2 separate regions of the Homo sapiens genome follow, and region 2 is linked to region 1. Evidence: chromatin loops called from intact Hi-C (ENCODE). Cell type or tissue: HepG2. All regions are shown on one strand. Each heading gives the region's core, and the rest is flanking DNA. Links, peaks and the distances in the headings are about the cores only. Region 1 overlaps WWOX (WW domain containing oxidoreductase). Region 2 overlaps WWOX (WW domain containing oxidoreductase).

What was found. Hi-C counts contacts between places; a loop is a spot of excess contacts. Peaks named below come from ENCODE experiments on the same cell type or tissue, not always from the same donor. Only the 100,000 strongest peaks of a DNase experiment are listed, where the experiment ranks them.
Region 2: a loop joins it to region 1, with 20 times the contacts of the local background. A loop is called at or near these places in 4 of 110 quality-filtered maps.

Annotation. Positions count from the first base shown.
Region 1 is chr16:78,225,837-78,230,229 of GRCh38, reverse strand. The region is part of intron 5 of WWOX (WW domain containing oxidoreductase); the gene reads right to left. Among named protein-coding and RNA genes, the nearest start is that of WWOX-AS1, 14 kb to the left of the region's middle. In HepG2, for the core only: a CTCF peak has its summit at 2,242 (motif pointing left); a DNase peak (open chromatin) is centred at 2,229.
Region 2 is chr16:78,768,802-78,773,194 of GRCh38, reverse strand. All of the region lies in intron 8 of WWOX (WW domain containing oxidoreductase), which reads right to left. Among named protein-coding and RNA genes, the nearest start is that of WWOX-AS2, 270 kb to the right of the region's middle. RefSeq lists an enhancer at 4,386-4,393. In HepG2, for the core only: a CTCF peak has its summit at 2,447 (motif pointing right); a DNase peak (open chromatin) is centred at 2,474.

The DNA.
Region 1 (4,393 bases), core at 72-4,071:
CCTGGCACTGCGTATTAGATGGATTGAAAGATGCTGAAACGTAAGGCCGGGCACGGGCACGGTAGCTCACGCCTGTAATCCCAACACTTTGGGAGGCCGAGGTGGGAGGATTGCTAGAGCCCAGGAGATCGAGACCAGCCTAGGCAACATGGTAAAACCCCATCTCCACAAAAAATATAAAAATTAGCTGGGTGTGGTGGCATGCACCTGTAGTCCCAGCTACTAGGGAGGCTGTTGCAGAAGGATCGCTTGAGCCCCAGAGGTCGAGGCTGCAGTGAGCCATGGTCATGCCACTGCACTCCAGCCTGGGTGACAGAGTGAGATCCTGTTTAGAAAAAAAAAGAAAGAAAGATGTTGAACTATACACAAGAAATGAAAAGAAATAGCTGAGATATGGCTCTTGGGGAGAAAGAACAAAGCATCAACTAATAGAATTCAGAAAGAAAAGGAGGTACTCATCAAGGCACTCTGCTAAGGTTTGACTAATGGGATTCCACATGGTCTGCATGTTTATGGCTTAAATGAGCTACCAACACTGAAACTGTCCACTTAATTAGCCCCCAAAACAAGAAGTACAGACTGTGAGTCTGAGACCTACAGAGACTCCAAAAACAGAAACTACCATCGCCTCAAGCTAATCACTCTAAGTCCTAGAAATACATCTGAGGTTGCAAACAGTCCATTTCATTCATTATTTTATATATATATATATATCTCTATATAGATATAGATAAATATATATACAGATATACATATAGAGAGAGATAAAACAGAAAAAATCTAAATGTCTAAAGGACCAGATATAAGTTAATCATAAAACGATGACAACAAAAACAAAGGCTTCTTGAGTTAAAAAGAATGGAAAATATTTAACTAGAGTTAAAAAGAAAAGCAATTTGATCAAGAGTCAGGAATTGTAGGTTCTAGTCCTGGCTCTTTTTATTCTTTTTATTTATTCCTGTTTTTTTTTTCATTTCTTGTATATACTTCAAAAAGGCAAAATATTTATAAAGTCCTTCTGAGTATGAACACTATGATTCGTAACCTCATCTTTGCAATGGAAAATTCACTAGTATATTAAATTCAACCAATGGGAGAGGTTAGGTAGATGTATGATCACATGCTGGAAGAAGCTACAGAGAGGGTTATACAAACGGGACATGCTGGTATTATGAGGTCAAATAACAAGTATCTTAGCACAAACCAGCCCTGGCATAATTCAGGATAACAAACAACACAAGGTGCAAAAATAGAAGTAAGTACACATCAAGTGGACATGGAGCTTCCTGTTAGATTTGACCTTCCGCATAATCACCACAAAGGATTTAAAACAATTAAGTTGAAGTTTACGGACACTTGGCACAAAAAGCCACGAGAGCCTCACCCAGGTAGAGTATTTCCACACCTCCAGGAAGGAGAGAGTGGTAAATGAAGGGTCTTCCAGCAGACTCTGAAATGAAGAAGGATGAAACTTCAATGACATATCTGTCAACTAATGATGTTCACCAGAAAGTTTCAATTTTAAAAGTTCTACAAGGTGAATTTTTAAGTCATCTGAAATGTTTCAGTGAAGAGAATATGATTCCTAGGCCAGATACAGTGGCTCACACCTGTAATCCCAGCACTTTGGGAGGCCAAGGTGGGAGGATCGCTTGAGCCCGGGAGTTTGAGACCTGCCTGGGCAATGTGGTGAAACCCTGTCTCTACAAAAAATACAAAAGTTAGTTGGGCATGGTGGCAAGCACCTGTGGTCCCAGCTGCTCAGGAGGCTGAGGTGGGAGGATCTCTTGAACCCAGGAGGTCAAGGCTGCAGTGAGCTGAGATCACACCACTGCATTCCAGCCTGGGTAACAGAGTGAGACCATCTCCAAAAAAAAAAAAAAAAAAAAAGAGAGAATATGATTCCTATTGACTCATGTAAATGTCTACTGAGGAGAAAAATTGTTTATGCAGCTGATGCCATCTCCCCCTGGGTGCCTGCCTTCCCATCCAGTGAAGAAACGATTTCAGGGGTAAGAGAACACCCTGGACTCTGGGAAAATCTTCTTGTGTCCTGTTGCCTGCCTTCTCTCTCTATGCAAAGGCTGGAAGAGATGGGCCCCAGGGGAGGAAAGAGACATCAAGGCATTTGTGACAAAGCCAACCAGCTTCCTCTCCCCATAGCCCTGGGCAGGTGCTGTTTGATGACCATAACTCTATTTGCCAGAGAGAGGGTCCATAGACCATGTTGGTGTGGTGCCCTGGTGACATCTTGTGGTGAAATGGAATATAAATAAGCCTAAAATTCTACCCATGGCTGCACTGGGGTTCAATAGAACCAGATCTCCCGGTATGTTTCTTTTTGTTTGTTTTTTGAGACAGAGTTTCGCTCTGTCACCCAGGCTGGAGTGCACTGACACGACTCGACTCACTGCAACCTCCGCCTCCCGAGTTCAAGCGATTCTCCTGCCTCAGCCTCCCAAGTAGCTGGGATTACAGGTTTGCGCCACCGCACCTGGCTAATTTTTGTATTTTTAGTAGAGACAGGGTTTCACCATGTTAGCCAGGCTGGTCTCAAACTCCAGGCCTCAAGTGATCCACCCGCCTAGGCCTCCCAAAGTGCTGGGATTACAGGTGTGAGCCACCGCATCCGGCCCTTGTATGTTTCTACCTGAACAACTTCTCCTGCGGTCCTTCAAAGGGTGGATACTGAAGTCCAGTGGACACATACATTTAACCACAAATCGAAACAAATGCTTCCCAGTATACAGTATGCAAGAAAAGAGCAGCATTGATTGGAAGAATGAGAGATATTTTCAGAGATGAAAACATTCTTTATTCCCTCGGTCCCCATGTGTTCCAATGGAAAGGAACTACATCCTATGGGCGGAGAGTCTCAGGTAACACATGATTACCTCCCAAGACTCCTTAAATAAAGCCTTGGCTCAGAAGATAAAACTCCATTAAATTTATGTGAAAAGTCATTCTTATTCAACTACGAATTCCTTAACCTTAAAGCGTACAATTCGCAAGAGGTAAACTTAGGGTGTTTGTCTACCTGGGGATAAAAAAGAGTAATGAACAGGAAAGAGATTCCAACAGATAAAATGATTTCGTGGTAATATTGCGAGCCCGCGTGGCTGTGATTGCAAGCACAGATGAAGAGATTAGAGCAGTGAGGATCAGAACGGGAAGCTGAACCACTGGCATTGTGAACTAAAGAAGTAAAAGAGAAGCACATGCCAATGGTAACAGAAATCCCTCTTGTTTTTTTGCTTATTTTTTCACATGCCTGCTGTGTCAAAAGAAACACCTCTTTGTGTCCAAAGTAATTTCTTTTTCAACTTTGAAAGGCAAGGGGTGCATTTACTGGAAGCGCTATGAATCTATCTGGATGAAATCCTTAGGCTGGGAGCAGCCCTCAGCAGGTAGGGAAGGCTGGGGGAAACGTACTTCCTGCGTACGACACACTTATCATGCACCTGTAATAGTGTGCCCATCAGCAGGAACCACAGCATAGCCATGCCGGCGTCTATTACCTATCCAGTGTGACAATAAATGAGGCCAGGTGCACACCTCTGTTACCTATTATTCTCCACAAGAATGGCAGCAAAGCAGTGAGACCTGAGCTATACAAGAAAATAATACAGGAAGAAAGAAATAAAGGAAGAAAGGAAGAAGAAGGAAAGGAAAAGAAAAGAAAAGGAGAGGAGGAGGAGGAGAAGGAGAGAAGGAAGGAAGGAAGGGAGGGAGGGAGGGAGGGAGGGAAGACAGGACAGGACAGGACAGGACAGGACAAGAAAGGAAAGGAAAGAAGGGTCTTCTTTCTAATATTTTCTAGGCAGCATCAGAAAAAAAAAATCATTAAAGTTTTTCTGCCAGAGTATACATCCCTGAAAATGCTGAGATTTAATACACAGGATCTGAGCTGTAAGATTAATGGAGATTCAAAATGTTAGGTACCCTTTTCCTTGATGGCTGGGAGGCATCAGGCTTGGTGCAATCTGCAAGCTGAATTTAACCTAAACTCAAACTGGAGAGGGCAGAATTAGAGCAAGTTACCCCAAAGGGCTCAGCTTTGAGGGCTTAAGGCTATTCATCTCTAGCGGTTCATTCCACTCATTTCTCGAGGATACTCAGATGTTGCTGAAGAATAAACAACTGAACAGTATATGCTTTCATTCACCAAGTGAGCCAACATGCCAAGTTTTCGTTGTTTTGTTTTGTTTTTTTAAGATGCAGAAGTACCAGTAAAAGGAATAGCAGTATTAGAATAAAAATACAATTAGTACTAGAACTATTTTTAAAGTCCTGAGTGAAAACAGACAATGCACTATTTAGATGTAGAATAGAAGGGAGTCAAATTATAAAAACAGAGAACAGAATATAATTCAAAGAGAGGTGCTGCTTGGAA
Region 2 (4,393 bases), core at 164-4,163, 540 kb before region 1:
AAATGTTTAGGCACTGTTCTAGCGGCTTAGGATACCGACAAAATCGTCAAAGTCCCCTGCCCTCATGAAGCTTACAATCTAGCCACTCACTAGCCACTGAGCAAGTTACCTAATTTCTTTTTGTTTGTTTGTTTGTTTCTTTTGTTTGTTTGTTTTGCTTTGGAGACAAGGTCTGCAAAACAGACCTTGATGCCCAGGCTGGAGCACAGCGGCATGATGACAGCTTTCTGCAGCCTCAGCCTCCTGGGCCCAAGCAATCCTCCCACCTCCACCTCCTGAGTAATTGGGACTACAGCCATGTACCACTGCACCCCATTATTTTTTTGATTTTTACTTTAAGTAGATACAAGTTCACGCTATGTTGTCCAGGCTGGTCTCAAACTTCTGAGCTCAAGCAATCCTCCTGCCTAAGCCCCACAAAGCGCTGAGATTACAGGTGTGAGCCACCGCGCCTAGCCAACTTACCTAGGTTCTTTGAGCCTCTGTTCCCCTCCTGTGGAATGAGCTAAACATATGCCTATGCCCCAGTGGCTTGAAGCCTGGAATTAGCTAGTAGTAGCCATGCTGGTAATAACAATCACCACTTTTTTATTTGTTTGTTTAATCTCTTCCAAAGTATTTGTTACCTACAAAAGGGAAGATAATAACTTCACACTGCAGAACCCAGAAGTCATCACATTAACCAAATGATCAAGATTAACATTTCCAAGAAGAATTACACGTCTACTGGAATCAACCTAAATGTCCACAAATGACAGATTGGATTAAAAAAAAAGTAGTGAATATACACCATGGAATACTATGCAGCCATATAAAAGAATGCGATCATGTCTTCTGCGAGAACACGGACGGGGCTAGAAGCCATTATCCTCAGCAAACTAATGCAGGAAGAGAAAATCAAATACTGCATGGCCTCACTTACAAGTGGAAGCTAAATGATGAAAACTCAAGGACACAAAGAAAGAACAACAGACACTGGGGCCTGCCTGAGGGTAGAGGGAGAGAGGAAGGAGAGGATCAGAAAAATAACTATTGGATACAAGGCTTATTACCTGGGTGATGAAATAATCTGTTCAACAAACCTTTGTGACATGAAGTTACCTATATAACAAACCTGCACATGTACCCCTGAACCCAAAATAAAAGTTAAAAAAAGAATTACAGGTCCAATTAACATTTCCAGTAAGAACACACATATACACTAATAATCCCTTGGTAAAATACACTGAGAGGGAAGTATCATTTTTGTACTATTCTTTTCAAAAAAATGGTTTTTATTGTAGTACAATGTATGTAACACAAAATTTGTCATTTTAACTTTTTTTTTGTGAGAGAGCTAGACTGAACTCGTTAAAGCTCACCTTTGCTGTGATCCAACTCTTATTTATTTATTTATTTATTTATTTATTTATTTATTTATTGTGAGACAGAGTCTTACTCTGTTGCCCAAGCTGAAGTGCAGTGGCACAATCTTGGCTCACTGCAACCTCCACCTCCTAGGCTCAAGCAATTCTCCTGCTTCAGCCTTCCAAATAGCTGGGATTACAGACACCCACCACAATGCCCGCCCAATTTTTGTATTTCTAGTAGAAACGGGGTTTCACCATGCTGGCCAGGCTGGTCTCGAACTCCTGACCTCAAGTGATCCGCCCATCTCAGCCTCCCAAAGTGCTGGGATTACAGGCGTGAGCCACCGCACCCAGCGCATTTTAAGCATTTTTAAGGATACAATTCCGTGGCATTAATTACACTCATGATGTTGAACAACCATCACTTCTATCTCCAAAACTCTTTCATCACCTCAAACAGTAATAACCACCTTTGAACATATATTTAGGTTGGGCATGCATGTTCTTCAACCTCAACAGAAGCTGGGGGTTGGATCACTGTGATAGCTTCCTAACTGGATACCCTGTTTCAGTCTTCACCACCTATCCCTTACCAATCCACTCAACACAGCAGCCAGAGCGATCTTTTCAAAGAGTAAGTCAGTTCCGGTCAGTTCTGTGTTCAAGACTATCCAAATGGATCTCCATCCCTTAAAATGCGTGCTCTGGCCAAATGCTAATTCTCTTCCCTTCATCCACACCTGCTGTGTTGCAGCTGGCTTACTTGCATGCCATGCCGGCTGACCTGAGGGCCTTTGCACGTGCGGTTCCTTCTGCCTAGAATGTTCTGCCTCCAGCAATCCCTTCCTTCATGTCTCTGCTCCAAATGTCACCTTTTTAGAGAGGTCTTCCTTGTACAGTCTCTATCAAACAGCACACATAATAATTCTTACGCTCCTCGCTCTGCCTATTTTCCCATAGCACTGATTAGCATCGGTGCCAACCGTCCACAGATGACGTCTCAGTACCAGGCACATTTAGCATTGCTCGGCTTGGGAGGAAAGAAGAGTTTCCCCTTTGCCAGCGGACGCCATGTCCAGCTTCGCCAGTAGAGGGCGCTGCAGGGACACTGGCGCAGACGGGTTCTGGTGCGAAGCTCCCATAGGGGCATCTCCCTGTGGGCGGTTCACTTCGGGGAGGGGGGGAGGGGGCGGGAGTTTCCCGGCACTCCACCCCTGCAGGCTGATTTCCAGAGACTTCCTTGGTAGGCACCTCCCACAGACGTCCTTCCCTGGCACCACAGAGAGCGGTTTCCCAGTGAGTCCCACCTTTATGGGGGCTTCAGTGAGAACCTTTCTGCCATCCAATGGGCCATGGCCCAGTCCAGATCCCAGTCCTGGCCCGTGGGGACCCCAGATTTGCTCTTTCCTGGGTGTACTGCCCCATCCCCCATTGGTACTGGCTGCTCCCAAATCTGTATTCTTGGATTCTTTAGAGTTAAATTTTTTTTTTGTTTGAGACAGAGTCTCACTCTATGGCCCAGGCTGGAGTACAGTGGTGCAATCTAAGCTCACTGCAACCGCTGGCTCCCGGATTCAAGTGATTCTCCTGCCTCAGCCTCCCAAGTAGCTGGAACTACAGGAGCACACCACCAACCCCGACTCACTTTTGTATTTTTAGTAGAGACGGGGTTTCACCATGTTGGCCAGGCTGGTCTCGAACTCCTGACCTCAGTGATTGGCCCACCTCGTATTCCCAAAGTGCTGGGATTACATGCATGACCCACCATGCCCGACCTACTCTTTTTTATTTTATTTTACTTAAAGACACGGTCTCACTCTGTCACCCAGGCTGTAGTACAGAGGTGAGATCATAGCTCACAGCAGCCTCAACCTCTTGAGCTCAAGCGATCCTCCTGCTTCAGCCTGCCAAGTAGCTGGGACCCCCACATGCTCCACCACACACGCCCAACTACTTTTTATTTATTTTTATTTTTATTTTTTTATTTTATTTTTTATTTTTTGTAGAGACAGGACCTCCCTATGTTGTCCACACTGATCTCGAACTCCTGGACTCAGGCGATCCTTCCACCTTGGCCTTCCAAAGTGCTGGGATTACAGACAGGCATGAGTCACTGTGCTCGGCCTGATTCTCTTTACCCTTTAGTAGCCAAAACCCTGTTGTAGCTAATAATTCTTAATATTAAATCTTCCCTGTTAAAATTATGATATAGTTTCTGTCTCCTAACTGGATCCTGACTGATGGAGTAACAGACATGGTAAAAATAAATAAATAAATAAATAAATAAATAAATAAATAAATAAATAAATAAATAATGTGGGGGGTGGGTGGGAGGGATTACATTTGTTAATTACCCATTTTATCTCCATCTGTCACAGAATGCAAGCAAGGACTTTGCTTTGTTTACCACGATGTCCCCAATGGCTACAACATGTGCTTGACAGGTTACAAGCACTGGATAGGAAGGAAGGAGGGGAAGAGAGGGGGCGGAGCAAGAGACATTGTGAAAAAGAGAAAGGATGGAGGGAGGCAGGATGGATGGATGGATGGACAGACGGATGGACGATGGTGACTCCCCCCAACTCCCAGGTGGCATTACACGGGCTGTAACAGCGCCTGGTATATAGTAAGCACTCATGAAATAGTCATATATGAATCTCTTTGCAGCCCTTACATAATTTCCATTTAACCTTTCCATCCTTCCACCAATTATTTGGAATACCAAAATACCTCACTATCAAATGCCAGAGCCTTATAAAGATGGCCTTGTGGCCCCTGCGCCTACCCAACCCCAACAACTCTCTTGAAGAAAAATAACAACAAATTGACCAGAGACTGAAAAAGGAAAGCATCTTTGAACCACACCTTCTGGTGCTTGGTTTTATTCTGATGCTCAAAACAGAATGGAAACCGTCCTCCTCCCCTACACCATGGCGCAGCGTCAGCTTCCTGCTTACAAACAACGGCATTGGCGGGTCATGCTCTCCTTTCTCTTTGACTGGAAAGCCCTTCAGGGTCAGTACCTCATTTCTGGTGTGAATATT